3 separate regions of the Mus musculus genome follow, and all the other regions are linked to region 3. A link is a loop called in an ENCODE intact Hi-C map of the cell type or tissue named here. Cell type or tissue: left cerebral cortex. All regions are shown on one strand. Each heading gives the region's core, and the rest is flanking DNA. Links, peaks and the distances in the headings are about the cores only. Region 1 holds the start of Zfp641 (zinc finger protein 641). Region 2 has its middle 7.9 kb from the start of Olfr279. Region 3 holds the start of Gm33909 (a long non-coding RNA gene).

Region 1 (10,888 bases), core at 1,738-9,737, 110 kb before region 3:
TGATAGGAGAAATTGATACATCAGAAAATGTTAAATAAAAAAAAAAATTCCTGACGCAGACCAATCAGGAATTCTGGGTGCAATGAAAAGACCTAGACTAAGAATAATAGGAATAGAAGAAAGTAAAGAGTCCCAGCCCCAAGGACCAGAAAATACTTTCAACATCATAGAAGAAAACCAACCTAAAGAAAAGAAATGCCTATAAAACATACAAGAAACATATAGAACACCAAATGAGACTGGACCAGAAAAGAAAATCCTTCCACCACATAACAGTCAAAACACTAAATCTACAGAACAAAGAAAGAATATTAAAAGCTGCAAGGGGAAAAGGCCAGATAACATACAAAGGAAGACCTACCAGAATTATACAAGGCTTCCCAACAGAGACTCTAAAAGATAGAAGGGCCTGGACAGATATCTTGCAACCTCTAAAATACCCCACAGATATGTAGACTATTATACCCAGCAAAACTCTCAATCACCATAGATGGAGAAAACAAGATATTTCAAGATAAAACCAATTTTAACAATATCTGCCCACAAATCCAGCCCTATGGAAAATACTAGAATGAAAACTACACCCAAGAGAACACAAGAAATAAGAGAACAGCAAAAACAATGGAAACACACACACACACACACATCACCAACATCAAAAATACAGGAACTAACAATCACTATCTCTCAACATCATGGACTCAATTCCCCAATAAAAGACACAGGCTAACAGGATGAATGCAAAAACAGGAACCGACATTCTGCTGCTACAAGATACACACCTCAGAAATAAAGATGAACATTGCCTCAGAGTAAAGGGCTGGAAAAGTTTTCCAAGCAAATGGACTCAAGAAGCAAGCTGAACTAGCTACTCAAAAAAAAAAAAAAAAAAAATCCTTCAACCAAAATTAATTAAAAGAGATTGGGAAGGACACTTAATTCTCATCAAAGAAAAAAATCTACCAACATGATATCTCAATTCTGAATGTCTATGTCCCAAACACAAGGGCACCCACATTTTTAAAAGAAACATTGTTAAACCTTATCACATATTGAAACCCACACATTAATAGTGGGAGTCTTCAGCACCCCACTCTTCTCGCCAATTGACAGGTAATTCAGACAAAAACTGAACAGAGAACTAATAAAAGTAACTAATATTATGAATCAAATGTACCCAAACATTTTGCCCAAATGCAGAAGAATATACCTTTTTCCTAGCACCTCATGGAATCTTCTTCAAAATTGACCATATAGTTGGTCACAAAGCAAGCCTCAACAGATACAAGAAAATTGAAATAACGCTTGTATCTTATCAGACCACCATAAATTAAAACTGGACTTCAACAACAACAGAAATGCCAGAAAGCATACACACACATGAAAATCAAACAACTCTCTACTTAGTGATCTCTGGGTCTAAAAGAAATAAAGAAAGAAATTAAGGGCTTTTGAGAATTCAATGAAAATGAAAACACAGCATACCCAAATTTATGGGACACAATAAATGCAGTGCTAAGAGGAAAGTCCATATTACTAAGTGCCTCCATAAAGAAATTAGAAAGTTCTCACACCAGCTATTTAAAAGCACACCTAAAAGCTCTAGAAAATAGAAGAAGAAGCAAGCACACCAAAGAGGAGTAGGCAGCAGGAAATAATCAAAATCAGGGCTGCAATCAATCAGTTAGAAACAAAGAAAACAATACAAAGATTCAAAGAAACCAAGAGGAGAAAATCAATAAGATAGACAAACCCTTAGCCAAACTAACTAAAAGACAGAGACACAGTATCAATATTAACAAAAATCAGAAATGAAAAAGGAGACATAAAAACAGACAAGAAAATTCAAAGAATCATTAGGTCTTACTTCAAAAGCCTATACGCCACAGAATTGGAAAATCTAAACAAAATGGATGATTTTCTAAATAGATACCACTTACCAAAATTAAATCAAGATCAGGTAAACTATTTAAACATCCCTATAATCACCAAAGAAATAGAAGCAGTCATTAAAAGTCTCCCACTCCCCCCCCAAAAAAAACCCACAAAAACCAAAAGCAAAAACAAGAAACAAACAAACCAGGGCCAGACAGTTTTAGTGCAGAATTCTATCAGACTTTCAAAGAAGAGCTAACACCAATGCTCCTCACAAAATAGAAACAGAGGAAACACTGCCAAACTCATTCTATGAGGCCACAGTCACCCTGTTACCTAAACCATGTGAAGACTCAACAAAGAAAAAGAATTTCAGACCAATTTCTCTTATGAACACTGATATGAAAATACTCGATAAAATACTGGCAAACTGAATCCAGGCACACATCAAAAATATCATCCACCATAGTCAAAGAGGCTTTATCCCAGGGATGCAAGGATAGTTCAATATACAAAAATCCATCAATGTAATCCTATGTAAACAAACTAAAAGAAAAAAAATCACATGATCATCTCATTAGATGCTGTAAAAGCCTCTGACAAACACCAACACCCCTTCATGTTAAAAGTCTTGTAGAGATCAGGGATACAAGACACACACACATAAACACAATAAAGACAATATACAGCAAACCAATAGCCACCATTAAATTAAATGGAGAGGACTTAAAGCAATTGCACTGAAATCAGTGACAAGGCTGTCCACTGTCTCCCTACCTCTTCAATGTAGTCTTTGAAGTCCTAGCTAGAGCAATAAGACAACTAAAGGAGATCACGGGGATACAAATTGGAAACAAAGAAGTCAAAGTATCAGTATTCACAGATGATATGATAGTATACATAAGTGACCCCCCAAACTCTACCAGAGAACTCCTACAGCTGATAAATACCTGTAGAATTATGGAAGTATATGGAAGTGACCCTAGCTGAGATTTCTACTAGAGGGGGATATGGAAATTGAAGTGGCCACCTCCTGTAGCCAGCAGGACTTCCAGAGGAGGAGGGGGACATCAATCCACCCACAAAACCTTCGACCCAAAATTTATCCTGCCTACAAAATGTGCAGGGATAAAGATGGAGTAGAGACTGAGGGATCAGTCAGCCAATGACTGTCTCAACTTGAAACACAACCCATGTGAGAGCGCCAACCCCTGACACTTTTAACGATACTCTGCTACACTTGCAGACTGGACTCTCGCCTAACTGTCTCCTGAGAGGCTTCCTCCAGCAACAGATAGAGACAGGTGCAGAGACCCACAGCCAAACATCAGGCAAAGCCCGGGGAATTTTGTGGAAGAGTGGGGGATAGAAGTGAGCAACTTGGAGAGGTCAAGGGCACCACAAGAAAATCCACTGAGTCATCTAGCCTGGAACAATGGGGGGACCACAGAGCCTGGGCCACCAACCAGAGAACATGCAGGAGCTGGACCTAAATCCCCTACACATTTGTAACAAATGTGCAGCTTGGTCTTCATATGAGTCCCCAGGCAAGTGGTGTGGGGGCTGTCTTGGTTTCTGTTCCCTGCCATTGGATTCCCTTCCCCTCTACTTGGACTGCCTGGTTGGGCCTCAGTGGGAGAGAAAGTCCTCCTGGGACTAGGTAGATGTCTCAGGGTAGGGTGGTACCCAAGGGGTGTCCTTCTTTGAGAAGAGGAGGGGGCATTGGAGAGATTGTAAGGGTGGGACTGGGAAGAGAGGAGAGGTGAGGGGGGCCATGATCAGGATGTAAGATGAATTTTAAAAATAAAAAGAAAGAAAGAAAGAAAGAAAAGCCAAGAAAAATATTTACTTTGCATGCGTATAACAAACTCTAAAGATTACTCAGGAGAAAAATTTTGGAGAGCACTTATCCACATTAGAGAAGTTAACAGTAATTGTTTTCTAATAAAAGTCACTTTTATTGTCGCTATAAATAAATAAATAAATAAATAAATAAATAAATAAATAAAGTATTTTCAGAATTGATCCCTAATGCTGCTGACAGGTCAGCCACAGCTCTCTTCCCTCTTACTCATGAACAAGACTATTCTAAGGCCACTTGAGACAGTGGAGACACTAGGTAAAAGATGCCTGGCCCTTTCATAAAAACCAAGAGCAGAGATCCTGCTCCCACTGGCTTTCACACCATTCACCCACAACATGCCGTGAATGGTATGAAAAAGTCTATACTAGAGTCACGACACTGATATGTTGTTGGATTACACTGATAACCCCATGTCTCCTGCTTAAGCAAGAATTTCCAAGCCTGGTGCTGGGGCTGAGGATAGACATTCTGGTCCAACCATGCTCACACATCCCACGAGCTGCTCCTAAGAACGCCCTCTATACCTGTTGCCAACTGCAGGTCTCCTTTCATATATATATATATCTTTCTTATCCCATCGTTCCCGCTCCTTTGCTTATTTCTGTGAGTCTCTGACATCCCTGCTAAACGCAATCTCTTCTCTTTGCTTCTATCCTAGTTCGGAGTAGATTTTTAAAAGAAATACGTATCACATAGTTTATGGCAGACAGCCTTTGGCACATGTCTCCACTGATAGGCTGTACGATTTTGCAGAATGACTGTGATAAAACAAACGTTAACGTTTACAAGCTAGGTTCTTTCTACCATTATCTGTTTTGTAGGTCTTTCTGGTCTTTTCCAGCCAACAGAAATCAATCTGTCGCAAGTCACATTTGTAATATGTAAAACTAACACACTTAACCTAATGTAGCTTCGATATTACGTTTTTAAATATCAAGTCGTCTAAATGTGCAGTGCACACTTGTAGCCCATGTCTCTTCAGGTCTGAAGGCAATGCAGCAAGCATCACTGCCCACTTCACACAGCACCATCTTGTTGGAGCCAACGTGAAGGAAGGCATCATTAGAAGTCCACTGTCCAGTCGGGTTTGGCAGTCTGTCTGTCTGGAGGGTTAGTCCTAGGGGAGGGTTCCAACCCTCTTGAACTCCCACCCCCGCCCCCACCCTACCGCCAGGCGCCGTGGGAGGTCGCAGGCGGTGGGCGGGGCCCCGGGAGCAGCAAAGCCCGTGGGCTGTGGCGACAGGAGTGTGGGTCCAGCGGTCCTCTCCACCCGTGCCCGCCCCCGCCCGCACCACGGAGCCCCGGAAGCGGCGGGATTTCCTGTGCCCGCCCCGCGCCGGCCCTGTCGCTTGTCGCTTGCTGTGCGGGCCGCGGGCTCGGCCGCGCCGGGCGGGAGGTAACGCCAAGGGGCCGAGCCGGGGTGAGTGAGGCTGGGGTGCGGGCGGGCGTGGAGGAGGGCACCAGCCTGGCCGTGGGAACAGTGGCGTCGGTGTCGCATGCCTGGTCCCGCCGCTGTCACTTGCGTGGGCGTCCCCGCAGCACCTTTCTGTCACTTGGTATAGCCCCTGCTCGCGGGAACCTGTTTTCTAGTCCCACTTAGCCAGTTCCCGAGTCTTCTGAAATCTGACCCTCCCGGGGGTGCTGAGTCTGACTCAGAAGAAACCTTATTCTGCTGTGGGCTCGGGGCCCAAGGTGCCACACCCGCGATGGCAGGGCCACTGAGCCACTCTTCGTCCCTGTGCCCTTGGGCCACTCTTTGATACTAAGGCCCTGTCTCTGTCCAAAAGAACTCGCTGAGAAAAAAAAAAAAAAAAAAACTTCAGCAGGTGCCCTGCCTCCCAGATACATAACCAGGCAAAAGAAATGAAAGCCCAAGAACCCAGGCTCCAGCAGACTTGGGATCATCCTGAACTAGGGACAAGGAAAGATAGAAGACAGGTTAAGGTGGGAGCCCAGGTGCTGGCCCTGCCAGGAGCACCCTAGGAAATGCAGGCAGGTGACAGTGATCCATGCCATCCTTTGCTCCCGGTTCCCCCTAACATTTCCACAGGTTTTCTGTCATCCAGCTGGCCCAGTGCGCTCTGCAGAATCAGGCCAGGGTGTATCCCTGAGGCCCCAAAGCCATCTTTGAGCTTCAATGATGGAAGAGGAATTTGTTCTTTCTGTACATTGTAACTGGCCTGGGGTCTGCTGTAGCCTTTCCCAGCCTCCTGGGTTCCTGCAGATGTTACTGGATGATCCTGTGAGCTAAAATAGCCCTGGGATTCTGTATATGAGTACCCTGTCACTGTCTTCAGGCACACCAGAAGAGGGCATCGGACTCCATTACAGACGGTTGAGCCACCATGTGGTTGCTGGGAATTGAACTCAGGACCTCTGGAAGAGCAGTCAGTGCTCTTAACCATTGTGCCATCTCTCCAGCCTGCCCCTGAAATTCTGACTTGTTCTAGGGAGATTATTGGTCGCTCCGTCTACATAGAAAGGGAATAAAAATGACAGACATGGATTGCCACGCAGTAAGTTGTTCCACAGTCATTATCAAATGGGACCTGTCTTGCTCTAGGATTGTTGTGGACTCTAGAAAACAAACAGAAACGAACAAATACTAGCCTAAGTCTTTCCTGTGATCAAAACCATTTATTCTGTTTGATACATAGACATATTTACAGGTGGCCTGACTGGCCGACCCTCTGTTGCTTATCAAGCCCAAACTATGTCTGTTGGTTTAGCTTTTCCAGAGGCTGGGTTTCCTGCCCTTTTCTTGATTCGAATCTCTTCCTGTGAACAAACACTGGCTTCCCCATACCGTTCTTGAAGTTGGATATATTCTTTGTAAGGCACTGTGACCGGTGCCTGTCACACACTTCAGCCCACAGGGATGCTTATTCCCTGTCACACTGTATGAGTGACGCCACCTTCCAGCTTCCCAGGGTCTCTCCACATGCTGATCTTTCCATGATCTCCTTTAAACTTTGGCTCTGCACTGACCTGCAGTTCCAGCCCCCTGTCAAGGCTGCGTTGAGTGCTTACAGCTTGCTTTTATAGCTGTCTACTTTACGGGTCTTTCTGCTGGGTTTTTATCAGTTCTCATTTCCTACATAAGTGTGACAGATCATGGGTCCCTTCACTGAGACTTAAGGGAGGGCTATCTGGTTCAGCTCGAGAGAGACAGCAGGTACTCACAGGTCACCCCCTGCCCCGGGTGGGACTTCTACATCAGTTGGTGAAAATGTAATGTGAGGCATAGAATCTTCAGGTATAACAGCATCCATCTTTGTTGAGTGGATTCCTTCTTGTGTTCTCAACGACTTTGCTGCGCCTTGAGTGATTTTGATACAGTGGAAACCCTCTGGATCTTCAGGATTGGACTAATTGTGTTTTAAAGTGAAGTTTCTTGCAGTCCTGGGTGAAGGTCTGTTGATAGTGTGAGGCCTTCGAAATAACAGGGACTTGACTGTGTGGCGCCTGTCAGTTCCTGAGCTCCTCCTGGAAAGCTTGGCTCACACCATGTTTGGTAAGCTCATCTTCCATGGGGCTCCTTGGACCATTTCCTGTCCTTAGCCTTAAGAGCTGTTCTCTGAAGCTTCCTTGGGCATATCATCCTCATCCATGATAGAAGAGTGCATCACTTCCTGACTTGTTCCAGGTCACAGTGTGTGCTTGCTGCAGACATGCTTTCGGAACAGGCTGTAGGCCTGGGCACGGGATGGGAGCCAATGAATACACAGCTGGATGCGGCAGAACTCCAGTCAGAAAGAGGGACCCGGGAAGAGGGCTCGTGGAGAACAGCACCAAGGCCGCTGGAGCACCTTCACTGTGGTCTTGAAGACGAGCCACTGTCCCTTCAGGAGAAGGGTGAGAGCACATAGTGGGGTGGGGATTGGAAGCACTAGAAGTCTTCTAGTCTCTGCTCCAAAAGAGGCATTAAAAATTCCTAACCTGGCTAGGTATGGTGGCTCAAACTTGTAATCACATTTCTTGGAGGATTGCCATGAGTTTCAGGCCAGCCTGGGCTACAGAGCATGGCCCTGTCTCAAACAACAATAGTTAATTTCTAACTTCCACCAACTGAAGTATGTACCAAATACCAGGTTCAGTCTGTTTACCCTGGGCCCTGCTGTCCAGAGGCCCTGCATCTTCCAAACTATGTGCAGAGGCTCCTTTTTCTCACACAGTCATTCCTCCAACAGGCAAGCACGTCATTAATGGTGTTGAATGTGGGAGACCCAGGAAGTACTGGGAGACTCATTACTGTTGGAGACCACAGTCAGTAACATATATTTCACATGATGAGCATCAATCAGTACCATCCAACCTAAAGCCAGTCTTAACTCAATGTCCCCAGATCCTTGCAGAACTGTTTGAGTGGAGGCCTCTACATCTCTATATATGTGTTTGAGTTTTACCAGTGAGCACAGATGGAGAAGATAAAAAAAAAAGTGCATCCTGGGAAAGATGGGTAGTTCATCTCTGATGGTTCCTCTCTTCCCTCACCAGCAACTTCTGTTCCCTGGGTTCCGGCCGTTCCCCAGGAGGGGAACACTGGAGACTGGGAAATGGCAGCCGCACTTCTTGCAGCCGGATCCCAGGTGAGCTTTACTCCCCCTGTTCTCTCCCAAGGTTGGTGTCATTGTCCTTTTACAACTTTGGCATCATCCCACTGGCTTGTTAGTTCCCGTGAACACTAAAGTGTGCTTAGAACGGAATAGATTCTGTTTAAGGGCTGTGCAATGTTTTTCTATTGGGTGACTGTGTTATCTGTTGGACTAGAGTGGTGATTTCAGAATAACCAACCAGTTGATTCTTTTAGAAAGAAAACCTGAAATCGGGCATGGTGGTACATGCTTGTAATTCCAGTTTCTGGGGAGGCTGAGGTAGGAGTGTGGGTTGAGTCCAAGAATTTTGGGACAGTCTGGGTGGCACAGTGAGACTTTATCTCAGAAAGAAAGGAAGAGAGAGAGAGAGAGAGAGAGAGAGAGAGAGAGAGAGGGGGGGGGAAAAGGACATGGAAAGAGAGAAAGAGAGAAGGAAGGAAAGAAAGAAAAAGAAAGAAAGAAAGAGAGAGAGAGAGAAAGAAAGAAAGGAGAAGGAAAGGGAAAGAAAGAGAAGAGAAAGAAGGAGAGGGAAAGAAAGAGAAAGAAAGAAGGAAAGAAAGAAAGAGGAAGAAGGAAAGGGAAAGAAAGAAAAAATATAGAAAGAAAGAAAGGGGAAGAAGGAAAGGGAAAGAGAAAGAGAGAGAAAGAAAGAGAAGAAAAAGAAAGAAAGCAAAGAGAAAGAAGGAAGGGAAGAAAGAAAGAAAGAAAGAAAGAAAGAAAGAAAGAAGGAAAGGGAAAGAAAGAAAGGAAGAGAAAAGAAAAGAAGGAAAAGAACAGAAAAAGTCCTGGAAAAGGTAACAAAAGAGGGGCCAAGGAATGCTTGGAAGAGCATCAAGTAGACTGGGTGGTGTAGAATGTGGAGCTTTTAGGAGAGAGAAGAGAAGAAAAAAACTATGCAAAGATCTGGAAAGAGAATGCAAGTGGAGAGAGTAACCGTGGAAAGATAGCAGCGTTGGCAGTGGTGAAATTTCAGGACGCTTACTATGTGTAAGCCTTCCTGTGCACTTTATACATACTAAGTACTGTAAGAACAACTCAGTCACTCCATCCCATTGCGAGAACATTGGCGCAGAGAAAGATGGAGGCATTTGGATAATGCCACTCATGCGGTAGCTGCTTGCCTCCAAACTATGAGCTTACCCACTATAGCACCGAAGAGACAACATCAGCGTGCTCAGGAGATGGGCATGTTTTGTTTATATCATGTTGTGTTGACAGAGAAGGGAAGGTCAAGTGGAGGAAGGAGACTGTGGTACAGTCTACAAGAAAGACTAAGGCAGGTAAGAAGAGACGCAGGAGACACCTGTAGTTAAGCCACAGACCCGTTGAGTCTGACTTCTCACGGTCTCGCTCAGGAACCTCCTCTAGTCACTTTTCCCATATTCACTCCTTGGCCTCATTTCCTTTTCTCTTTAACAAAGCTACAGGCCTTGCCTAGTGCTTTGTTAACCTGCTAGGGTTGTTGTTTTTTTCCGGGGTCCTCTCTTGCCCTCTTTCCTCGTCCACCTCAGCCCTTCATAGTGAGGTCGTGTTTCCCGTCAGAGCAGATGCTAACAGACAACCGCCTGTCTTGTTTCAGGGCCTAGTAACTATCAAGGATGTGTCCTTGTGCTTCTCTCAGGAGGAGTGGCGGAGCCTGGACCCCTCGCAGACAGACTTTTACGGAGAATATGTCATGCAGGAAAACTGTGGGATCGTCGTCTCTCTGAGTAAGCAGGATCTTATGTGCCCTTGAGGGATGGGGCTGTCCCCTTCTGGGTGTTGGAAATTGCCTGCTGAGAAGACTTTGGCAAGGGCTCTGTCTAGGCAACAAAGAAAGATGTTGGTGCTAAGCCCAAAAGGGTTGAAGTGAGGGATCTCCTTGTAAATAATGCTAAATTGTGGAGTGGAAACTTAAGGCTCATCTTGGTTGGGGATTTGAGTCTCCTTACACAGCCACCTGGATCTGGGTCCTGGAAACAGGAGCACTGCCCTGGGGAAGGTGAGGGTGCTACTGGTCAGACCTAACAGTGTCAAGATAAAGTCGGAAGCAGAAAGGCTGTGACCAGAGGGTTTGAAGGAAGAGAACTGGCTCACTGGAAGAGAGCGTGTGGTTTTCTAGGAAAAGGAAGAGGGACTTAAGATATGTGACTGGAGGCTTGTGTCTGGCTTTTTTATCCTGTCATCCCAATGAGGAATCTAGGAAGCAGTTTTGTCCATTAACACAGAATTATTGAACTAACCTGGTGGGTGTGTGTGTGTGTGTGTGTGTGTGTGTGTGTGTGTGTGTGTCCTTTTCTCCTGGACAGGGTTTCCCATCCCCAAATTGGACATGCTTTCTCAACAAGAGGGAGGAGAAGACCAATGGGCCCCTGACCCCCAGGATGTAGAAGGAAGGGACATCCTGAAGGTCACATATACAGGTAAGGACCTGGAAATACTCTCAAGGGTGTCATCTTTATAGGTCCCTAACCAGAAAGTTTTTGTTTTCTAAAAGCAAACCTGGGTGCAGAAGGTGTGGAAGTCAGGCTGTGCGGGTTTGACCTGTAGCCCATACCCGTGAGAACTTGTATCT
Region 2 (10,888 bases), core at 1,723-9,722, 320 kb before region 3:
GGCTTCTGTGGACCGTGCAGTGGCGTGCTCCCTCAATCCCCAGACCTGCCGCTGCTTGCATTGCAGGTACTGATGCTGCGTGGGACCGAGGCTGGCTGCTCCGACACACCTCTTTGTAAATGTGTCTACATTTCGGGTCTTGAACCACCCCTGCCCACCAAAGGCTTGGTTGCTTGGGAGATAAGTTGATGAACTATGGGCAAAACACAGCCCGACAGCGCCCCCGTGTGGTCTTCGCGGCATTTGGAGAAAGCCTGTATCGCAGAGTCTGTCATGTGGAGTGGGGGCATGTGAATGTGTGTGTGTGTGTGTGTGTGTGTGTGTGTGTGTGTGTGTGTGTGTGTGTGTGTGTGGTGTGTGTGTGTGTGTGTGTGTGTGTGGTGTGTGTGTGTGTGTGTGTGTGTGTGAGAACTGTCTTTGACTTTGGGTCAGTGCCCTTACGCAGTGCATCAAGAGCAATTCGTTTTCACCTTGGAAGATCAGCGATGGACATTTGTTGTATCATGTTATCCTAGGAATATTTATGTAGCATTACCCCAGGAATATTTATGTAGCCCTACTATTTTCTGTGGTTTGGAGACGGGGGGGTGGGGATTTGGTGTCCTGGGAAAGGCCCAAGGTGGTCACTTTGTATCATTATACCGATATCTATATAATTACACATTTCTGTTATCTATCATCTATTTATCTATCAATAATATCCATCTATCCCTACCATCTGTCTAACTACTATCTATCTATCTATCTATCTATCTATCTATTCTATCATCATTCTAGTTCCTCCTCCTCCTCCTCCTCCTCCTCCTCCTCCTCCTCCTCCTCCAAGACAGGGTTTCTCTGTGTAGCCCTGGCTGTCCTGGAACTTCCTCTGTAGAACAGGCTGGCCTCGAACTCAGAAATTCTCCTGCCTCTGTCTCCCAAGTGCTGGGATTAAAGGCGTGCACCACCACTGCTCTGCCATACCGTCAGCTTCTAACAGTGCTTTATGAAATGTTAGAAGTATGTTCCGGGGGATTAAATGGGAGTGTCTTTTCATATTCACTTCATATGAGTCTGCTGATAACAGAGGCCACTTTCCAAAGTGAAATGCAAGACTGAATGTTTACAAAAAAGAGTCTAGAAGCTTGCTTTACATTTTTTCTTTAAAAAAACATTTTTTTAAAGTTTATGTGTATGGATGTTTTGTGTGCATGTGTGCATGTGTAGTGCATATGTGCCTAATGCACTCAGAGGCCAGCAGAGGGCTTCTGATCTTCTGGAACTGGAGTTATAAATGGTTGTGAGTTGCCACGTGGGTTCTGGGAACTGAAACCAAGTTGCCATTAAGGCTCATGGTGGCACATGCCTTTAATCCCAGCGCTCAGGAGGCAGAGGCAGGCAGATCTCTGAGTGTGAGGCCAGCCTGGTCTGCAGAATTCCAGCACAGGCATGGCTACACAGAGGAAACCCTGTCTCAAAACAAACAAACAAACAAACAAACAAACAAACAATATCCAGTGCTCTTGGAGGGGACTCCTCCAAGGGCTTGAATCACTTTCTAGCTTTGCCCTTTGAGCTAAACCTTGTCTTCTAGGTTCCAGCTGCCTGCACTCCACTGCTGTTGCTGCTCTTGGTGGTCATCTCATGGTACTGGCATCTCCAAAACACTGCTGTCTTCTGCTGCAACTGGGCTTCACCAATGGCCTCTCATAAGCTCTCTTTATGGTGCCAAACATCAACTCCCTTGTGTGACCCCTTCAAGTCCTGGGCCATCAATTGCAACTGAGGCTACACCCTCACCAATGGCCTTCCGTGGCCTCTCACAGTGCCGAGCCTCAGCTGCTCTGCATAACCCCTTCATGCCTTCAAAACCAGTACCACTTGGGTGACTCTTACACATTACCAAGTCCAGCCACAGCACAAGGTAAAATCTTGTCTATCTCTGGAACACAGTCTCTGTGCTCTCAGAAAACACTTCCCAGAAGATTTCACCTCAATGATGCTGGTCTCTTCTTAATCACCGCTAATTTCTTAGCTCCAGCTAACCAGCATCAATAGTCCCAGTAATGCAAAGTTTTTGCTTTAGTAGTTCTAGTATTTTGTTAATCACAGCTGATTCTTCAGCCCCAGCTAACAAAACCACAGAATCTTCACAATCAAAATAGCAATAGCCCTGATAAGAGCCTTTAATCTTCCCTCTGAAATGTCACAAGCCAGGCCTCCATCATTTGCACTGTTCTCAACATCATCTCCCAAGCTCCTACACAACATCCCACAGAGCTCTTAACATCCCAATGGCTCTTCTAACCCAAACTTCCAAAGTCTTCCTACAGTCCTCCCCCAAACATGGTCAGGTTGTCACAGGAATGGTCAGGTTGGTACCAATTTGTCTTAGGATTACTATCCCTGCACAAAACATTATGACTAAGAAGCAAGTGGGGGAGGAAAGGGTTTATTCAGCTTACACTTCCACAGTGCTGTTCATCACCAAAGGAAGTCAGCACAGGAACTCACACAGGCGGGAATGGATGTAGAAGCCATGGAGGAATGCTGCTTACTGGCTTGCTTCCCCTGGGTTATGCAACTTGCTTTCTTATAGAACCCAAGCCCAGGAATAGCAACACCCACAATGGGCTGGGCCCTTCTCCCTTGATCACTAATTGAGAAAATGCCTCATGGAGACATTTCCTCAAGGCTCCTTTCTCTGTGATAATTCCCTCTGGTGTCAAGTTGACACACAAAACCAGCCAGTCCAGTTATCTTGGTGTTGCCCTGTGTCACCGTGGTCCTGTAGTGTTGGGTCTTCAGGACCAGCCCCGTCTCACGCTCCAGCAGTTCATAGATGGGGTATATGTTGGGGTGGTCAACTCAAAACCCTGGATCTGGGTGTAGTTAGAAGCTGAGTTGCTCTGCCCATCAGCTCTCCTGCCCCTGTGCCACAAAGGTCAGCTCTCCTGCTTTGCCTAGGTGAGAGGTGGGGCAGGTCTCCTGCCTGTAGCAGCCAGCAAGAGGCAGGACCAGCTCTTCTGGCCCTTTTGCCTTGGGGCTGGCTCACTGAGTCCTCACCAGGGCCAGCTCTGCAGTGCTACTCAGGTGTAGGTGTGTGTGTGTATGTGTGTGTGTGTGTGTGTGTGTGAGAGAGAGAGAGAGAGAGAGAGAGAGAGAGAGAGAGAGAGAGAGCGCCAGCCCTTGGACATCAACACGGCCCCAGGTGGCAGCTAAGAGCAGGGATGTCTGCGTGGCCTTGGTGGTAACACAGAGGATGGACACAGACTCCTGCTGTGCAAACACTGATGGTTTTCATTTCTCCTCAGTCCCATCTCCTCTCCAATCTCTCGCGGCTCTCACATGGTCTCTCTTTTATCCCTTACTATTACCCAGAATCCTCTCTGTTCCTGCCATTGTCCCACCTCCTACTTCCTGCCTCAGCTCATTGGCCATCGGCTTTTTTATTGACAGGTGATGTTTATAAGAGATTCACAACACCCATCAGGTAGTTGTGAGCAGACCATCTCTTAGAGATTTTTTTCATCTTAAAGCCTTAAAATTGTGGGCCATTGAAACATTCCAGATACAAACTACTGCAATGATAGTACCCCCTTCCTGGGGTTTTTGTGAATGAAGTGGGTTAGCGGGAAGCTCTGAGCACAGTGCCAAGCCCACAGTGAGCCCCCTCCTCTGCTTCACATTCTACCTCAAAGGAAAGGTGGCTTTTTTTTTTTTTTTTTTTTTTTTTTTTTGAGACAGGGTTTCTCTGTATAGCCCTGGCTGTCCTGGAACTCACTTTGTAGACCAGGCTGGCCTCGAACTCAGAAATCTGCCTGCCTCTGCCTCCCGAGTGCTGGGATTAAAGGCGTGCGCCACCACACCCCGCTCAGGAGAGGTGTTTTAATAGCTGAGGTATCTGGAAGAACTGTGCCACCACGCCCGGCTTCTTTCTTTTTTAAGGAATAAATAAATAAATAATAAATTTAAAATAAACTAATTTATTATGCCTGCAAGTATGCTTGCAAGCCAGAAGAGGGCACAAGAACCCATCATAGATGGCTGTGTGCCACCATGTGGTTGCTGGGAATTGAACTCAGGACCTTTGGAAAAGCAACCGGTGTGCTCTTAACCTCTGAGCCATTTCTCCAGCCTGTCCTAAGCATTTATTAATAAATATTTAGTCTCAGAGTTGTCATTCCAGGAGCCAGGGCTGGGAAAGGAAAACTTGGATTTAATCGTTTATTTTTAACAGTCCTGCCTTTTGTTCCTTCTCCTTCTGGACTCCCTGATTCCCTGGGGGATGATTTGTTTCAGACAAAAGTTTCAACACCAGTATAAGACAAGGACTCGTCTTATTTTGAGATTGAGCCAAGGGGAAAGTATTCATATGAAAGCCTAAGGCTAGAGAGCCTGACCCAGCAAGAGAGGAAGAGGAAGTCAGGTTGGGGAAGGGCTTGTTCATATCTAGGTCAAAGATCTGCCTCTGACCTAGATGTGTGTGTGTGTATGTGTGTGTGTGTGTCAAAGTACCCAGTCCCTTCCCCTTCCCTGTGGTCTGTTTCATCGGGGATTAAAGGAGACAAACCCTGACCAGCACGGGGAAGGTCTTCGGTGGCGATCTGCATGTAGCTCCCAGCTGCTTAGATAGCGCACCTCCCATGGGGTCATGTGTGAATGTGTAAATGAGTGTGGGGGTCGTGAAAAATTTGACTCTGAATGCAAGACAGTAAAAGATTAATTTAAAATCAAAACAGAACTCCAGGCGCTTCTGGTAGTGTGTATTCTTTGTTCCGTTCTTTGACTTCATGTTGTCTTCTAAAAATCATTATGGTCAGGGGATGGAGAGATTGCTCAGTGGTTGAGAATGTTGGCTACTCTCAAAGGTGACACACATTGATCCTCTGTATCCACACAGAAGCTCAAAACCTCCTGGAACTCCGCTTCCTGGAGTTCCATGCCCACTTCTGGCCTCTTCTGGCACTGTGCACGTGTGGACGTCAGAGAACAGTGTTCAGGAGTCGGTTCGCCCCTTCCGCTGTGTGGGGATGGACCTCAGATTTTATCAGTTCAGGATAGCAATCAGTTGCCTCTTCCCTCTGAGCCATCTTTCTGGCCCATAGCCTGGTTTCGAACACTGACTGTGTGCAAAGGCATCAGGCCGGCTCAGATTGGATGCATGATGTCAACTGAAGTCCTTTTACTGTCTGTCTTAGTCAGGGTTTTATTGCTGTGAAGAGACCATGACCACAGCAACTATGTGTGTGTTTAGATGCACGAGTATGTTTTTAGATGCACGAGTGTGCGTGCATGCATGTGTTCAGGTACGTGTACATGTGTACGTTCGTGTTTTTGTGTTCAAGTGCATGTGCACACACACGCACGTGTGTGTATTCAGATACATGTACACATACATGTGTGTGTGCATGTGTGTGTTCAGGTACATGTACACATGTGTGTGTGCATGTGCGTGTGTTCAGGTACATGTACACACTCTGTGTGTGTGCGTGCATGTGTGCGTTCAGGTGTATGTACACGTGTGTGTGCATATGTTCAGGTACATGTATGTGTGTGTATGTGTGCATACATATGTTCAGGTACATGAACATACATGCTGGTGTGTGTGTGTGTGTAAGCCAGGGGCAGCCATGAATCTTCCTCTATTGCTCTCCACCTTATTCCTGGAGACAGACTCTCTCACTAGTCCTAGAACTGGATGGTTTGGCAGGACTAGCTCCAGTACTGGGCATTGTGTGTTTGCCTTTTGCTCAGTGAGTTCTTCTCCTCAGCCCAGGATACAGTTCTTTGTGTAAAAATAAAGAATCACATCCATTGTATTGCTATGCAAGTTTGCTTAATTGAAAATGAATAGTAAAATTATATTTATACCCAAAGAATTGTCTTATGACGAGTTTTACCCTCCCATTCCCCGGGATTCCACCCAATGTGTCCCATCCAGATTCATGCCCTCTCCTTAAAAATGTTTTTATTATTCACTGAGACCAATTAGTGCAGCCGACATGCACACCGGAGAAGGACGGTCCATGACATACCAATAGACGCATTACTGAACAAAAACGACGCTGTTGCTCACTTAGAGGCTTCAACTGCGCGTGGCTCTTCATCTAGGGGCGGGTTTTCCAATTCTGCTTGGCCTCGCTCCCCTTGTAGATAGAGGTAACTACAGGTACAATACCTGGGGAGGCCAGAAGGGGGCGCTGGAGCTCCTGAAACGAGTTAAAGGCCGTTGTGAACCACCTGATGCGGTTCTTTGGTATCAAACTGAGGTCCTGTGTAAGAGCATTAAGCGGGCCTTCTATTGGGAACATGGTGGCGGTGGCCGCTGGCGAGACTGAGGCTCCTTCAGGTCTGGTTATGGATCCAGAGGTGCGCTCGCTGGGTCAGTTCCTGGTGGTGAAGCTGTCTGTCCCCCCTACCTCCCTCCATCTACTCCTGTCACACACAGCAGTTTTTAAATGACTCCACTCACCACCTCCCACATCTGGAAGGTCCTGGCTCCTGTCCTTAATGCAGCTGGATCGCTTTAGTGTCTGTGAACTGAGGGAGCTGAACAACTTATAGACACTTTTACTCACTCAATCCTAGAACCCAGCGTGCCAAAGCTCCTGCGAGCCCATGGTGTTCATTAAATGTCTCTCCCACTGTGGCCCACGGACATGTTTATCTTATTTTGAACCATTTTGTGAGTCTTTTAAATGTTTTCATCCTGCATCTTTTCAGCTGCTGCTAGTTGTGTGTTGTTCCGAGGAGGAACTCAGAAGCAAGTTCCAGGACAACCAAGGGCTGTTATACAGAGAAACCTTGCTTAGAAACAAACAAACCTACAAACAAAACAAAAATGAAAACAACAACAAAAAATTATTGCACAGGCTGGAACAAGATAGCTCAATAGTTAAGAGCACTGACTGCTCTTCCAGAGGTCCTGAGTTTAATTCCCAGCAACCACATAGTGCCTCACAAACATCTGTAATGGGATCCGATGTCCTCTTCTGTCATATAGGCACGCATGCAAATAGAACACTCATATGTGTAAATAGATAAATCTTAAAAAACGATTAATTTTTAATGTGTGTGTGCATGTGTTTGTTGTGTGTGTGATGTGTGTGTGTGGTATGTGTGAGTGTGTGATGTGTGTGTGTGGTATGTGTGAGTGTGGTATGTGTGTGTGTGTGTGTGTGGTATGTGTGAGTGTGTGATGTGTGTGTGTGGTATGTGTGAGTGTGGTATGTGTGTGCATGTGTGGGTGAAGATCAAAGGAAGGTCAGTTTTCTCCTTCTGCCTTGTGGGTCCCTGTGATTCAACTCCAGTCTTCAGGCTTGGCAGCAGGTTGAGTCATTTCACCAGTCCCCCCCTCCCCCCCCAAAAAAAACCCAAAAAACCCTCAGTCTACTTCTTTTTCATGAGGAAAACAAACACATGGTTCAAGCAGAAGAATGGAGATTTCTGCACCTTCCCTCTTGTCCTCTCTTTTCCCGTGTTTCTGTTTCTCCGTTCTCGTTCACCATCCCTGTCTCTCCTTCTCTCTGTGTGTCCCTGCTCTGTGTCCCTGTTCTCTGTCTCCCGCACACCTTCTTTTTTCATCTTTACTTTGCCCTTCTGACCCTTGGTTCTAGGATTTGACCTCTGGGCAGGTGCGGTTTCTGGTGACCCATCATTTTCCTGGTGTCACCTCAGTCCGATTCATCCTGAGCTTCAGGAGGGGATGGACATACACCACGTTTCCATGCTGCAAGGACACAGTCAAGGAAAGGCCCTGCGTGATGCTATTCGGACTGAATCTCGGCGATCTTGGAAGGAAGTCGTGCGCAGGAAGGAGTTAACTTTTGCTAGCCGATCTAAAGATCCCTCAGGCAGAGCAGAGGAAGGGGTTAAGTATGTATCTTCTCCATGTGGCTGACGGTAGCCATGCCCCATGTTCTGACCCTGGGACCCAGGCTCTGGTGCCGTTGATGTCTGTGTCTCCCGAGCTTCCCGGACTCTCGGTGACGTTTACATGGGGTAGAAACAGAGTCCTGGGCATCGTGAGAGCGTGCACACTTAGAAGGACCCTGCACCCTTTGTCCCACGGATTTCTCTGTTCCTTTTACACTGTCCCTGTCCTCTTTTTAGGTGTCTTAGATAGGGTTTTATTGCTGTGAACAGAAACCATGACCAAGGCAAGAAACCATGACCAAGGCGAGTCATTTATTTATTTATTTATTTATTTATTTATTTATTTATTTATTTATTATATGTGAGTACTGTAGCTGTCTTCAGACACTCCAGAAGAGGGCATCAGATTTCATTACAGATGGTTGTGAGCCACTGTGTGGTTGCTGGGATTTGAACTCAGGACCTTTGGAAGAGCAGCCGGCACTCTTAACCGCTGAGCCATCTCACCAGCCCCCAAGGAGAGTCTTACAAGAACAACATTTTATTGGGGCTGGCTTACAGGTTCAGAGGTTCAGTCTATTATCATGAAGGTGGGAACATGGCAGCATCCAGGCAGGCATGCTGCAAGAGGAGCCGAGAGTTCTACAACTTCATCTGAAGGCTGCTAGCAGAATACTGGCTTCCAGGCAGCGGGGATGAGGGTCTTAAAGCCCACACCCACCGTGACACGCCGCTCCAATGGGGTCATACCTCCTAATAGTGTCACTCCCTGGGCCTAGCACATACAAATCACCACACTAGGATACTCACATACAACACAGGATTCCCCCTTTTTTTGAGATAGGGTCTTACTATGTAGCAAGGTGTCCTGGAATTCATTACATAGACCAGGCTGGCCTAGAACTCACAGAGATCAGCCTGTCTCTGACTGCTGAATGATGGGATTAGAGGTGTGTGTCACCACCACCCAACTGGATTTTCCTTTTGACCTTAAGGCAAAGAATAAATACCACAGAGGTAGTTGTGTGTGTGTGTGTGTGTGTGTGTGTGTGTGTGTGCGCGCGCACGCGCATTTTAAGCAATTGCTCTACCATTAAATGACATTTCCAGTCTTAGCAGAGATATTCTGAGTATTTGCAAATACTTCTATTCAGCTCAGGTCTGACCTACTTCCCAAGCAAGCTTCTGGATAGAGGACTTTTTATTATCTTCCTCTGTTCTACCCTGGCGGGGAGGTTGTCTGTCCTAGATTCTCTATGCCCTCAGACACCATCAGACACTCTCATATGATCTCAGATGCCCTCAGACACCCTCAGATGCCCACAGACACTCTCAGATCCACTCAGACTCCTTCAGATGTCCGCAGACACCCTCAGACGCCCTCAGACACTCTCAGACTCCCTCAGACACCCTCAGATGCTCTCAGATGCCCTCACTCTCAGATTCCCTCAGACATCCTCAGACACCCTCAGATGCTCTCAGACCTCTCAGATGTCCTCAGATACCCTCGGGCACCCTCAGACTCCCTCAGACATTCTCAGACACCCTCAAACACCCTCAGATGGCCTCAGACATCCTCAGACACCCGCAGACAGTCTCAGACACCCTCAAACACCCTCAGATGGCCTCAGACACCCTCAGACACTCTCAGATGACCTCAGACATTCTCAGACACCCTCAGATGGCCTCAGACATCCTCAGACACCTGCAGACAGTCTCAGACACCCTCAGATGGCCTCAGACACCCTCAGACACTCTCAGATGCCCTCAGACATCCTCAGACACCCTCAGATGCTCTCAGACCTCTCAGATGTCCTCAGATACCCTCGGGCACCCTCAGACTCCCTCAGACATTCTCAGACACCCTCAAACGCCCTCACATGGCCCCAGACATCCTCAGACACTCTCAGATGCCCTCAGACATCCTCAGACACCTGCAGACACCCTCAAACACCCTCAGATGGCCTCAGATACCCTCAGACATCCTCAGATGCCCTCAGACCTCTCAGACACCCTCAGACATTCTCAGACACCCTCAGATGGTCTCAGACATCCTCAGACACCTGCAGACACTCTCAGACCCATTCAGACTCCTTCAGATGTCCTCAGACACCCTCAGACACTCTCAGATGCTCTCAGACACCCTCCGATGCCCCCACTCTCAGATACCCTCAGACATCCTCAGACACTCTCAGATGTCCTCAGACACTGTCATTTGCCCTTTCTCATACATTTCTTCCTCCCCCTCCTTCCGTTCCATGTGTCCACATCTGTGAACATCTGTATTCCCCACTTTGCCTGCTTGCCTTTGCTACTGAAATCCCCTCACTACTGGGCATGGTGCTCTCTTGCTACAGAGAGACTCAATCATGCCGTTTATGAAGGACAGTCTTCTGGGCTGGGCTCCCTGTCTAGACAGCTAGATTCTTTGGGTCTGACTGCTCAGAAGTCTTTATTTGTACTTAGTGACTTTTTTAGTACTGGGGCTTGAAGCTATGACCTTGCACATGATTGGCAAGTACAGCCATCTGGCTATACCCCAGTTCCTCAGAGACAACAATTACTTCAGATCATCCCAACACCGGTGGGTCATGTATCACACTTTGGAAGAAAAACCCCACACACATTGATATAGTTCAAGTAAAAACCTAGAAATGTTTTTGTGTTGCGGGTTTGTTTAACTGAGGGGTCCATACATGCTCAGCACTTGCTCTATCATTAGGACATACCTCAGACTGTTTTTGTCTGTTTCCTTTATGAGACAGGATTTCTCTGTGTAACCCTGGCTGTCCTAGAACTCACTCTGTACACCAGGCTGGCCTCGAACTCAGAGATCTGCCTGCCTCTGCCTCCCAAGTGCTGGGATTAAAGGCGTGCACCACCACCTCCTGGGAGACTGTTCTGGATTTTTGTTTTTAAAGAGATGCAATTTTACATTGTCCAGTCTGCCCAAACCTCTGGGGCAAAGGGCACGCGCTAGTTCCCTTAGCTTTTGCTGTTCGAGAAGCCTTCAAAGAACCTCTGGTAGAGG
Region 3 (10,888 bases), core at 1,996-9,995:
TTCTTGAGTATATATCATTCAGGAATCCCTTCTGCAAAGACAACCACATAGAGAACTTCTTCTGTGAGGCTCCCATAGTGATCGCTCTCTCCTGCGGGGACCTCAAGTTCACCATGAAGTTGATCTTTGTGGATGCCATTGTGGTGTTGCTCAGTCCCATGGTGCTCATCATCACCTCCTATGCCCGCATCCTGGCCTCCATCCTCCACAGGGCCTCCTCCTCAAGCCATAGGAAGACCTTTTCTACTTGTGCCTCCCACCTGACTGTGGTCATCTTTTTGTACACTTCAGCCATGTTTTCTTACATGAATCCCCGCAGTACACATGGGCCTGACAAAGACAAGTCTTTCTCCCTCCTCTATACCATCATCATGCCCATGTGCAACCCGGTCATCTACAGCTTCCGCAACAAGGAAATGAAGGGGGCCATGGGGCGGGCTCTTGGGAGAGGCAGCCTGGCTTAGGCAGGATCTGCCCAGAAGGAGGGTGTCTGGAGAAGTTTCCTCAGTAGGGAGAAGGTTGCTTTTCTCAGCACCTCGCTTTTCAATTCTGGGGAAGCTCTAAAAAGGAGCCTTGCCACTAGACTCAGACCTAGAAGTTCTTCCTGATGTCTCAGGCTCATTTCTGACTTTATTTCCAGAATTGTTTTTCCCATGAATTTTCTTTAAGGAGACGTGAGGCTTTCCTGACTAGTTCCTCTGTGTTCCGCAAGAGTCAATGAGTATTTAACTCTATCTTGTCTGTATAGTTCTTTTACATGCCATCCCCTGGGGGAACTTTTTGCACATACATTTAGGAATAAGTGACTTTTCAATCTTTTAATATGCCATATTAGACTTGGTATTGGAAACAAAGCAGACATGTAGATTACTGGAATTGATTAGAGGGTAGAATTCTATGTAACTTTAGCCATCTGAGTTTTGACAGATGCCTTGGTAGTGCATGTCACCAACTACACAGGATCTACAGGTGCCTGGGAAGCAAGCCTCCATACTTCTGAGGGATTATTTAACCTCTGATCAGGCCCATGAAGAATTATGTTGATTAAGTGAACTGAGGTTGGGAAATCCACACTACAAGTAGGCAGGACCATTCCTGGTTCCGTATAAAACCCAGCAAGCTAGCAGAGTAAGGTCAGTCATCCACTGTTTCCCGTGTATAGATACAACGTGATCAGTCATCCACTGTTTCCTGTGTGTAGATACATGATCCTGCCACTTTATCTTCCCTGCCAGAATGGACAGTTTGCTCTTCAACTATAAACTGCAATAAACTCCTTTTCTTTTATCGAATTTGTTGGGATATTTTACACAGCAGTAGAATAAGAAATGAAGGTAAATGGTCAAACTACACATTGCAGGAAGGCAGCCTCTCCGCTGATGGTTTTGGGGAAACTGGGTGTCTACTTGTGGATATCCAAAAACAAACCCCAAATGCATCAAGAACCCCAACATGAGACATGAAACTCTAAAGCTGGCTGTTAGGGAAAAAGTGGGGGTATACATCAAGACACAGGCTTTTATGAGTAGAAGGTCAGACAACCAACAAATGGGACCTTGTGTGATTGAACTGAGTCTGTAGCCAGGCGGTGGTGGCTTGCCTTTAATCCCAGCACTTGGCAGGCAGAGGGAGGCAGATTCGAGGCCAGCCTGGTCTACAGAGTGAGATCCAGGACAGCCAGGGCTACATAGAGAAACCCTACCTTGAAAAGAAAAAGAAAAAAAAACTATCAGTCAAGTGAAGAGGTAATCTATAAATTGTAAGAAAATCTTTCTTAGTTTTACAATGAACAAAGGGTTAATGTCTAGAACATAGGAAGAACTTAAAAAAAAACCTAAACATCAAGAAAACAGCTCAATTAAAAAGTAGGCTGTAGAACTGGACAGAGGGTTCTCAAAGGAAAGTTCTAATAATTACATCCTTTCCTCCTTCCCTTTCTTCCCTCCAAAGCCTCCCGTGCACCCATCTTTTGAATCCAGGGCCTTCTTTTCATTAATTGCTGCTACATTTCATAAACATATTTTTTAAAATGTTCAATGTCATTTGCCAATTCGTTAGGCAAATGCAAACTAGAACTACTTTGAGATTCCACCTCACACCAGTCAGAATGGCTGTCATCAAGAAAACAAGTGACAGTGGAGTGTGGTGGCAGTGAGTTCTAAGCCAGCCTGGTTTACCTAGTGAGTTCCAGGACAGCCAGGGCTATATAGTGAGACCCTGTCTCCACAAGCAACAGGGAAAGGAAATGACCGGGCTGGGGAGATCAGACAGCTCATGGAGTAAATGAGCTTGAGATAAACTCTTTTTACTGGAAGTCAGACAGATAGGAGGAGACAACAAACTCTACAAGCTGTCTTCTGCCTTCCTTAGAGACCCTGGCCTCTGCCTTCCCTAGAGACCCTACCTCTGCCTTCCTTAGAGACACTGTGGTGTGTAGGTGCTTGTAAACACACACGTGCACAAGAAATAAATAAGAGTAAAAAGTGTTTAAAGAATCAAAACAAAGAATGAGTTCAGTCCCTATCTTCAAATGCTGGTGAGGCTGTAAAGAAAGTGGACCCCCCTGTTCACTGTGGGACCGTAGACTGGTGCTGCCTCTAAGGAAATTGCTGCAGAGGTTTTGAAGACACCGAAAATAGAGCTAACATATGATCCAGCTGTAACACTTCTGGCATCTACCCAAAGGGCTCTGTATCCTGAACCAGAGACTCTGTTCATAATAACCAGAAAATCCTGTCAGCCTAGCTGTCCCTCACCCGAAGAATGGATACTGAAAGTGTAGTACCTGCACACAGTGCAATTGTATTCATCTTTTAAAAAACAGTGAAATCTGTAGGGGGGAAGAAAACGAAATGACATGGGGAGCATTGTACTATGGTAACCGATAAACGATGAATGTTCTCAAGTCTTAGATTCAAAGTTGTAGATTTGTGTTGTTGACTTGGAAGGCCTGTAGGGACCAGAAAGCTAGAAAGGGGACAAAGACTGTGTAATGGGAGGGGCTGGAGGGAGAGGAGAGAAAGGGAGGGGAGGGAAAGGGAGCAGGGCACATTCGATGTGAAAGTAAAGGGGAGACAGGGAGATCCAAGAGTTGGCAAGTCTCAAGCAGGATGAATACAGGAAGAGAAAGAAAGGGTTAGGAGGATTAACAAAAAAGCAAGAAGGCAAGAAAGGGTTCCCTGAGATATATTTTGTAGATCTTACTACTTTTTAAGTTAAATAAAAATATTCTTAAAGGGGGTGGGGCATGCTCAATAGCCAGTGGTATATATTGAAACCCTGTCTCAAACAAAATAGAAAAGAGAGAGAGAGAGAGGAGGGTGGACTGGGTCAGGAGATGGCCCATCAAGTAAGGCCATTCCTGGATGCCATACAGATGGAAGAAGAGAACCAACCTCCTGGAAGGGAGGGCCGCTAGAAGTGACCTGTGCTGCTAATCGGTCTCACCTAAGGGAAAGTAAACTTGTCCCAGACTTTAAGACTATCATTTGGGCTGGCGAGATGGCTCAGCAGGTAAGAGCACTGACGGTTCTTCCAAAGGTCTTGAGTTCAAATCCCAGCAACCACATGGTGGCTCACAACCACCCATAATGAGATCTGACGCCCTCTTCTGGTGTGTCTGAAGTCAGCTACAGTGTACTTATATAATAAATAAATCTTAAAAAAAAAAAAAAAAAAAAAAAAAACTATTGGTTTACCCACCTGGAGTCAGGTTCTTAACCCACACACAGGCTGAGAGAGAGGACACCAATCTTCCTCAAGGACAGACCTTCAATAGCTCAGGTCCTGAGAAGACCTTTTCTGGGTCATGAAACTGGCAGTAAGTTTCTAAGACTTACATACATAGCAAAGGCCCAGAGAAAATTACCAGTGGCACGTGTTCTGAAGTAAGTTCTGTAAGAAAAAAAGAGGAGAGACTTACAACCCAGAAGAACCCTGTCTAAAGTTATCAAACTGAGGGGAAGGTCACCATGACCTTCCGGGTCACCATGGAGTCTGGAGTCCTAGCTTTCTTAAGTTTGAAATTCCAATATGCAAAAAAGTCTCGGAAAAGGAAAAGCAAGCCGGGAAAGGGCAGGCAGAGAAAAAAGACAGTGGGCTTTTGAGTCAGTTTTTGAAAATTACATCACAACCGTGCAACAGTGGTTCTCAGCCGTCCTGATGCTGAGACCCCCTTAACACCGTTCCTCATGTTGTGGTGACCCCCACACATGAAATAATAAGGTTATTTTCGCTGCCACTTCATAACTGTGAGTGTGCTGCCGTTATGAATTGTAACCTAAATATCTGTGTTTTCTGATGGTCTTAGGCGACCCTGACCCACAAGTTGAGAACCGCTCCCCGACAGTTCTGAGCACTTCTAGACGGTGAGATTATGAACAGGGCAAGAACTGTGTTATTAAAGGGTCCGTGTAAAACAACATTGAAGCCCAGATAACAACAGCTCAAGGCTATTAAGTACGTTGGTCCTAAGACCTTTACAGTTGAATCCCTTGATAGTAGGATCACTATTTGACATCAAAAACAGAAGTTCCTAGTGGGTTTTTTTTTCCCAGATTACACAGTATTTAAAGGGTGTGGCTACCATTCTCACTCCAGTGCCCTTGCCCCAGAACCTACCCCCCTTCTCTTCTGGCACGACACTGCTATTATCCTTTTGACCTCTCTCTCAGCAGCTGTGATCACCTACAGGTGACCTGCACACTCCATTGACTTCGTCAGTGAAAGGGAGAGGCTTATGAGGCCCCTCTTCTTCCTAAAGACACCTAAGTAGTTAATAGAGGAAGTGGGAGTGGGGCTATCCAAGGTCAAGGATTCCAAGGAGAGAAATGTTTCCTTTAGTAGCATACCTGCCCCTGGGTAGTCAGTGTCCCCGAGACTGACCGCAGGTAAACTCACCAGCTACACTGCAGTGGAACTTTGTTACTGTCCTTAGCTCACCTAAGGAGGTCCGGAAGAATGCCAAGGAGGTGATGTTAGCTAAACCATGAAGAATTCGGAGGAGCTGTTAGGTGCAAATCGGGAAGGGGTGCTGGCTGTTAGGACTGAAATTCCAACCCCCCCCCCCCAAAAAAAGTTGATTTCTTGCATATGTGCGTTCAACAAGCATGTCAGAAGGTGGGTTGGGGGCTAGGAGTTAGTGAGAAATCCGACCTGGGGTGACCTGAAACTGTCCTCTCAAGCCTCCCAGGTGGAACAGGTCATAAGAAGGGCTCACAAGCTATTGCCTGTGCCAGATCTCCCCTGCTGCAGCTGTGGGCTGTCGTCGCCCCCGCCCCCTGAAGGGAAGAGCTGCAGGGTCCACGCAAAACCAGATAACTACTTAAGAAGGGCTCCGGAAAGGCTGGATTCAAGAAGACAAGATGACTAGGTGGGCCTAGAGCAGCTGTTCTTAACCTGTGGGTCTCTACTCCTTTGGGATGCATATCAGATATCCTGCATATCAGATATTTAACATTACAATTTATAACTAGCAAAACTTGTTATGAAGTAGCAACGAAAAAATTTTTATGGTTGAGAGGGTCACCACAACATTAAGAACTGTATTAAAGGATCGCAGCACTAGGAAGGTTGAGAACCACTACATTAGAGTTAGCTCAGCCCCCTAAAAAAAAAAAAATCCAGAGAGAACCCAGAAGTTCTCTCTGATCCTCCTCTTCTTCCCCGAGGTCCTCACATCTCCCTGCCCAGCTCCACCTGGCGGCAGCACCCGAAGACGCTGCAGGCCTTGACCTGATTAGAACCAGGCAGAACCTGCGACCAATCAGCCTTCCTCCGCCTATCGGCGCGTCCTGTACAACCAATGAGCGCCGTCTCCTTGACCAACCCTCCCGCGCCGGATCCAGATTTGTCCACCTCTGAGAAACAAGGTCTATTTCGGGATGTGACTGCAGCGGCCGAGGTGGGCAGCTGCAGGATCCTGCCCAGGAGCTCAGGGCGTGGGATACCCATCCAACCGAGTACCCCTCCCCTTCGGCGGAGGCTGGGGGTGTGGGTGGAGCATAGCCGGAGAGCCCTCTACCAATCACATGAAGGCTCGGTAGCTGCCCGTCCAGTCCGAGGATGCGGAGCCTGAATCTCTCCAAGCGATAGCTCCATTTTTAGCGAATTGTGTAATGCTGGGCTGCACTTCCCGCCAGTAAACAACTGCAGTGTCCTCAGCCGCCTTATCGCCCCCTTTCAGTTAACCACCCGAGAAAACCTTCTCGCCACGTACCTCGAGTCCCTGGGATCTCTGAGTTCCCACAATGTGTGTCTTCCTTATCTCTGGACTCCCGCGTCGTTTTTGAGTAATTTATTTTTCTCTCTACCCAATTAAATGTTCAGCGCTTGGCGCAAGTGCTTTTGACTGTACCGGGTGTTGTGACGGTATTTATTCCTCATAAAATCTAGCAAAATCCTGGTACGTTAACCAAACAGAACAGAAGGAGAGCTTCTCCAACAGGACAGGGGAGAAAGTGTTGAGAACCCTCACCCCACAAGTCCCCGAGTCTTGTGAAACGGTTTAGCATATAGAAAAATACGGCTTATGTGGGTCATGAAAATTAAACGCTAACTGTAACGTTTGTAATACTAGCTCTAAAGACCTAGATGTCTTCTGTCTGGCTCTACGACTCTTCGACTCTTCGTCCTTGTCATACTGGCCTGTATAAACTGTTCACATTCGTCTCTGCTTTCCATCGGGTTCGATCCATGAATGGCAAAGGCGGAACCCGAGGTTGGGTATCTAGTCTACCCACCTCACGCCACCTAGACACCCCTCCCCTCCCGCTTTCTCTTTAGGGGGTTTACTGATCCACACACTCCACCTGGTTCTGTCTCCCAACATCTGCAACAGAGCTCTCACACTGCTTCTAGATTTTTGTTTTGTTTTGTTTTGTTTGTGTTTGTGATTTTGTACAGCCCCCACCTGGGCCTTTAAAAATAATTCTTTCTTTAAAGTATCCTACCCAAACACAAGACCCGCCTTCCTTACTAGGAAGCAGAAACAATCGCCTCAAATAGGAACATCTGAAAGGGACGACGGGGTCCCAGGAGATAGATAAATCTGAGCATAATGTTCACTTGATGACCTGTGAAGTGTAGATGCTTTGGAGTGCGTCTGTTATGCTACACGGCCTACTTCTCAAAAACTCTCTTCCCCCATAGGAGTGGACAGTTGCCATCAAGAAATTCTATATCTCATCTACCCATCACTACAGCTGACCCTGCACTTTTGCCAGGCATACAGAGACAGACAGACAGACAGACAGACAGGAAGGAAGGAAGGGAGGAAGGGAGGAAGGAAGGAAGGAAGGAAGGAAGGAAGGAAGGAAGGAAGGAAGAAGGAAGAAGGAAAGAAAGAAAGAAAGAAAGAAAGAAAGAAAGAAAGAAGGAAGGAAGGAAGGAAGGAAGGAAGGAAGGAAGGAAGGAAGGAAGGAAGGAAAAAGGTGGTGCACAGAGAAAGTATGTTGAAGTTAGGGGAGACAGAAATAAAAGACCATATCTCCCATATCTCCAGAGAAAGAGCCCAAGATAATGCCCCCTCCTCCTGCTTTGTGTCAGCCTTACATGTTTGCACCTTGTGCTTGTGGAATAACTTTACACCCTACAGAAAACTCAGCAAATGTTACCACTCACCCTAACAACTATTAGCAATCCTCTGTGGGCCCGAGCACCACACATCTCTGTACTTATTTGGAATAACGAGTTCATTTTGCTGTCAAGAGTTGGGGGACTTTTTTCTGCAAGAATTACTCATTCTGGCCCTTCATCTTTCAGATATTGCTCTGATAGATTGTCATTATGTTTTATTTGCTCCTCAGGAGATCAGATGAGCCATACTCTGATTCATGGCACGCACCATTATTAATGTCTGCAAGTTAAAACTCTCTTGTTCTATTCATATCTCTTGTCTCTACTCTCATCTTTCTGCTTTTATGGTAGGTTAATAATTTTCTACTGTGTATATTTGTGTTTTGCACACATAGTTGCTTTGTGGAATTTTCTTTTTCTCTACTGGGGATTGAGCCCAGAGCTTTGCCCATGCTCAGCAGATGCCTATCAGTGAGCCCTACCTCCGTTCCTAGACACTCATTTTTCTAGTTCTCCAAAGCTGCTGAGATGTCTGCCCTGTCCTAGGTTTACTTGAGTCACTGAGCATGTTTTTCCAGCTCCATGCACTTTGCCAGATGCTAACATTTATTCTGCCTCTCTTGGCTCACTCTCACAGTGGCATGACAACTCCAGTGTCATCTCCAGTTCTGCTCACTAGGTTATAACTCTACATCAGACATCCCTGCTTGATCCATTCTGGAACTGTAAAAAGATTTATCCTATATTGTGTAAAGCTCTAACGTGACATGTATTCTTAGATGGCTTTCCAAAGACCCTATAGAGCTGCATGTCTGATATTTGCAACTTTGCCAGCTCCTATTTTTGTAGCTTTGGTAGCTATAAAGAGATAACACATTATTGGTTTAGCTTGTGTTATATTATTAACTATTTTAATTGAATTTTCATATTCCTATTAGTTTTTCCTCTTTAGTAAGTTGCCAGATCACATCCTTTGTTCCTTTATGCCAGTGGTCTGACGTCTTGTTCCTATTTATTTGCAGGTATTAATTGTATATTCTAGAACGATATTTTATTCTTGTTCATTTTAGGCAAAGCCAATATTTTTTCTATTCGACTCTGTCATCAACCCATTTTGTACATGATGTCCTTTGAAATTCACAGATTCTAATAGGATAAATGTGTTGGATTTATTGTTTGCAATAGCTACGGAAGATGGAATGATTATTACTGCTATGATCAAAAATATTTGAGTTTGAATTTGTAGCATTTTTAATCTATATAACATTAGCATATTAAAAGGTTAACTAGACCAAGTTAGCCTAGAATTCAGAGATCCTCCTGCCTCTGCCTTCCAAGTGCAGGGATTAAAAGCATGAGCCATCATACCTGACTCAATAACTCTTAAAAGGTGTGTGTGTGTGTGTGTGTATGTGTGTGTGTGTGTGTGTGTGTGTGTGTGTGTATTCCTCTGAGGAACAAGAGTACAGTGTCCCCTGAGACCAGAAGAGGGTGGCAGATACCAGAAGCTGAGTCACAAGAGGTTATGGGCCAACCAAAGTGGGTTCTGGGAACTGAGCTCAGCAGCTCTGGAAGAGCAGGAAGAGCTATTAACTGCTAAGCTGTTTCTCTAGCCACAGTTAACTTTTTATTATTAAGCTCAGAAAAGTTGAAAAATTGTAAAAGCAGAGTCCTCGTGGTACTTTTGAAAGCACTGGTGTATGGGTACCACTCCGTTAAGTTGATTTTCTGCACATCTCTATATCTGAGTTCTTTAGGTGGGCTCCCACCAGCCACGGCATATACTCCTCCAAGGAAAGTCTATTGACTAAGTGTCATCTTTGAACCTTTAATCTCATAGACTTTCCAACTACAAAGATTCTATCATCTGAGTATTGTCATTGGATTTGTTTGTTTGTTTCGCCTGATCTCCTGGGCTAACAGGGACTCATCCACATGGTTACCTTAAAGACTCTCCTCTGAGGAACAAGCAGACCCAGAGCAGCAACTTCTGCTGCCCCCTCCCCCTTCTACAACAGCAGTCCTCAGACTTGCTAATGCAAGGTTAACACTGGTCCCTCAAGTTGTGGTGACCTCCAGCTGTAGAGCTATTTCATTGCTACTTCATTACTGTAATTTTTCTGTTATAAATCATAATGGAAATATCTGGCGTGCAGGGTATCTGATGGACTATGAAAGGGGGTCCCGACCCACAGGTTGAGAACCACTGTGCTAAGGGCTACCATTTCCATTAAATTACCTTTCCCCTTCCTGTTAGAACTTGGCTTCATGCCCATGTTTGTTCTTGAGATCTGTAATGCTGCCTATTTGCCTGTTTTCTTAGCCTCTGGCACATTTTTACAAAGGTACCTCTTCCCTCTCCTTTTATTTACCGAAGTGACTCCTTTTTGAGTCAGGCTCTCTGGGACAGAATGCTGCTTTGCCTTCGTAATGTTAAGTGCCACTTTGCTTTTCTTTCTTTCTCCCTTTTCTTTGGGTATTGTTTTATGACCCTCACTGCCTGGTTTTGTCATCCTCTCCAGGACCCTCTTCTTCTCAAAGTTGCCAAACTCGAGGCTAAAGTTCTGTAGATTACAGTGAGCTGCTTCTGTTCCAAGAGAACAAGAGAATACAGTCTGTGTCCTGGAGTGGGCGAGCCCTTCTCCCCTGCCAGAACTTAGCTCTGTTTCTTTGGAACAAGGGACTGCTGGCCCCTTTTGACTGCCATGTTTCAGGCAGGAGGTCAGGTCGGCTGTTTGTTTCTCGTTTGCTTGTGATACTTTGTCTCTATGTGTAAAATGCAAGAATTGTATTGTTTTGCACAACATACTTTGTACATCTGTGCAGACACCTATGTAGCTCATTTAGGGAAGGTTTGCTGGTGCTTTGGCCAAGAGCACTCTACTTCCTTTTCCCAGAGTGGGATGCTATGCCAGCTGCTGCTTTTCTTCCAATGTTCTCCCTACTCTGAGTCTTTACAGTACTTCATTTCTATTGTACCTTCTCCTGCCTGCATGCACAGCAACTTTCCCCATATGCCAAGGACCAACCTGGAGAAGGGGTGTCTGGGAGCAGCAAAAAGAAATGACTCAAAGTCAAATTGTAACTGGTAAGACCCATTGGACATCTAACTTACATATAAATAGCTGCACAAACATCAACAAAGTTTCTTTCAGAAAAAAAACTAAAGACTCTTAGAGGTGACAATGTTTCAGTTCCATCCTCACCTCTGTTTCTCTTAAATTCTTTTTCAAGATTTATTTATATATTTAATGTATTCACCACTGCGGTTTCAGACACACCAAAAGAGGGCGTCAGACCCTGTTACAGATGG

What was found. A loop is a pair of places that touch in the nucleus more often than their neighbours do. Peaks named below come from ENCODE experiments on the same cell type or tissue, not always from the same donor. Only the 100,000 strongest peaks of a DNase experiment are listed, where the experiment ranks them.
Region 1: a loop joins it to region 3, with 5 times the contacts of the local background. A loop is called at or near these places in 7 of 42 quality-filtered maps.
Region 2: it touches region 3 in a loop (4-fold over the local background); 11 of 42 quality-filtered maps call a loop at or near these places.

The regions. Positions count from the first base shown.
Region 1 is chr15:98,290,326-98,301,213 of GRCm38, reverse strand. Zfp641 (zinc finger protein 641) reads left to right here and starts at 5,053. Exons shown (of 6, transcript NM_173769.4): 1 at 5,053-5,159; 2 at 7,386-7,594; 3 at 8,237-8,328; 4 at 9,914-10,043; 5 at 10,623-10,736. The coding sequence starts at 7,411. It overlaps Gm33967 (a long non-coding RNA gene), which reads right to left. Exons shown (of 4, transcript XR_001781762.2): 4 at 9,508-10,888. In left cerebral cortex, for the core only: no CTCF peak of the experiment used is centred there; DNase peaks (open chromatin) are centred at 4,492, 4,790, 5,067, 5,282 and 1 more place; H3K4me3 peaks cover 1,482 bases; H3K27ac peaks cover 1,194 bases.
Region 2 is chr15:98,499,965-98,510,852 of GRCm38, reverse strand. No RefSeq gene overlaps it. Among named protein-coding and RNA genes, the nearest start is that of Olfr279, 7.9 kb to the right of the region's middle. In left cerebral cortex, for the core only: CTCF peaks have their summits at 4,002 (motif pointing right) and 6,168 (motif pointing right); a DNase peak (open chromatin) is centred at 6,183.
Region 3 is chr15:98,176,415-98,187,302 of GRCm38, reverse strand. It overlaps Gm33909 (a long non-coding RNA gene), which reads right to left and starts at 6,770. Exons shown (of 4, transcript XR_384431.4): 1 at 6,218-6,770; 2 at 3,703-3,894. Olfr288 (olfactory receptor 288) reads left to right here. Exons shown (of 3, transcript NM_001011733.2): 3 at 1-1,290. The coding sequence ends at 464. In left cerebral cortex, for the core only: a CTCF peak has its summit at 5,715 (motif pointing left); a DNase peak (open chromatin) is centred at 5,920; H3K4me3 peaks cover 1,004 bases; H3K27ac peaks cover 1,668 bases.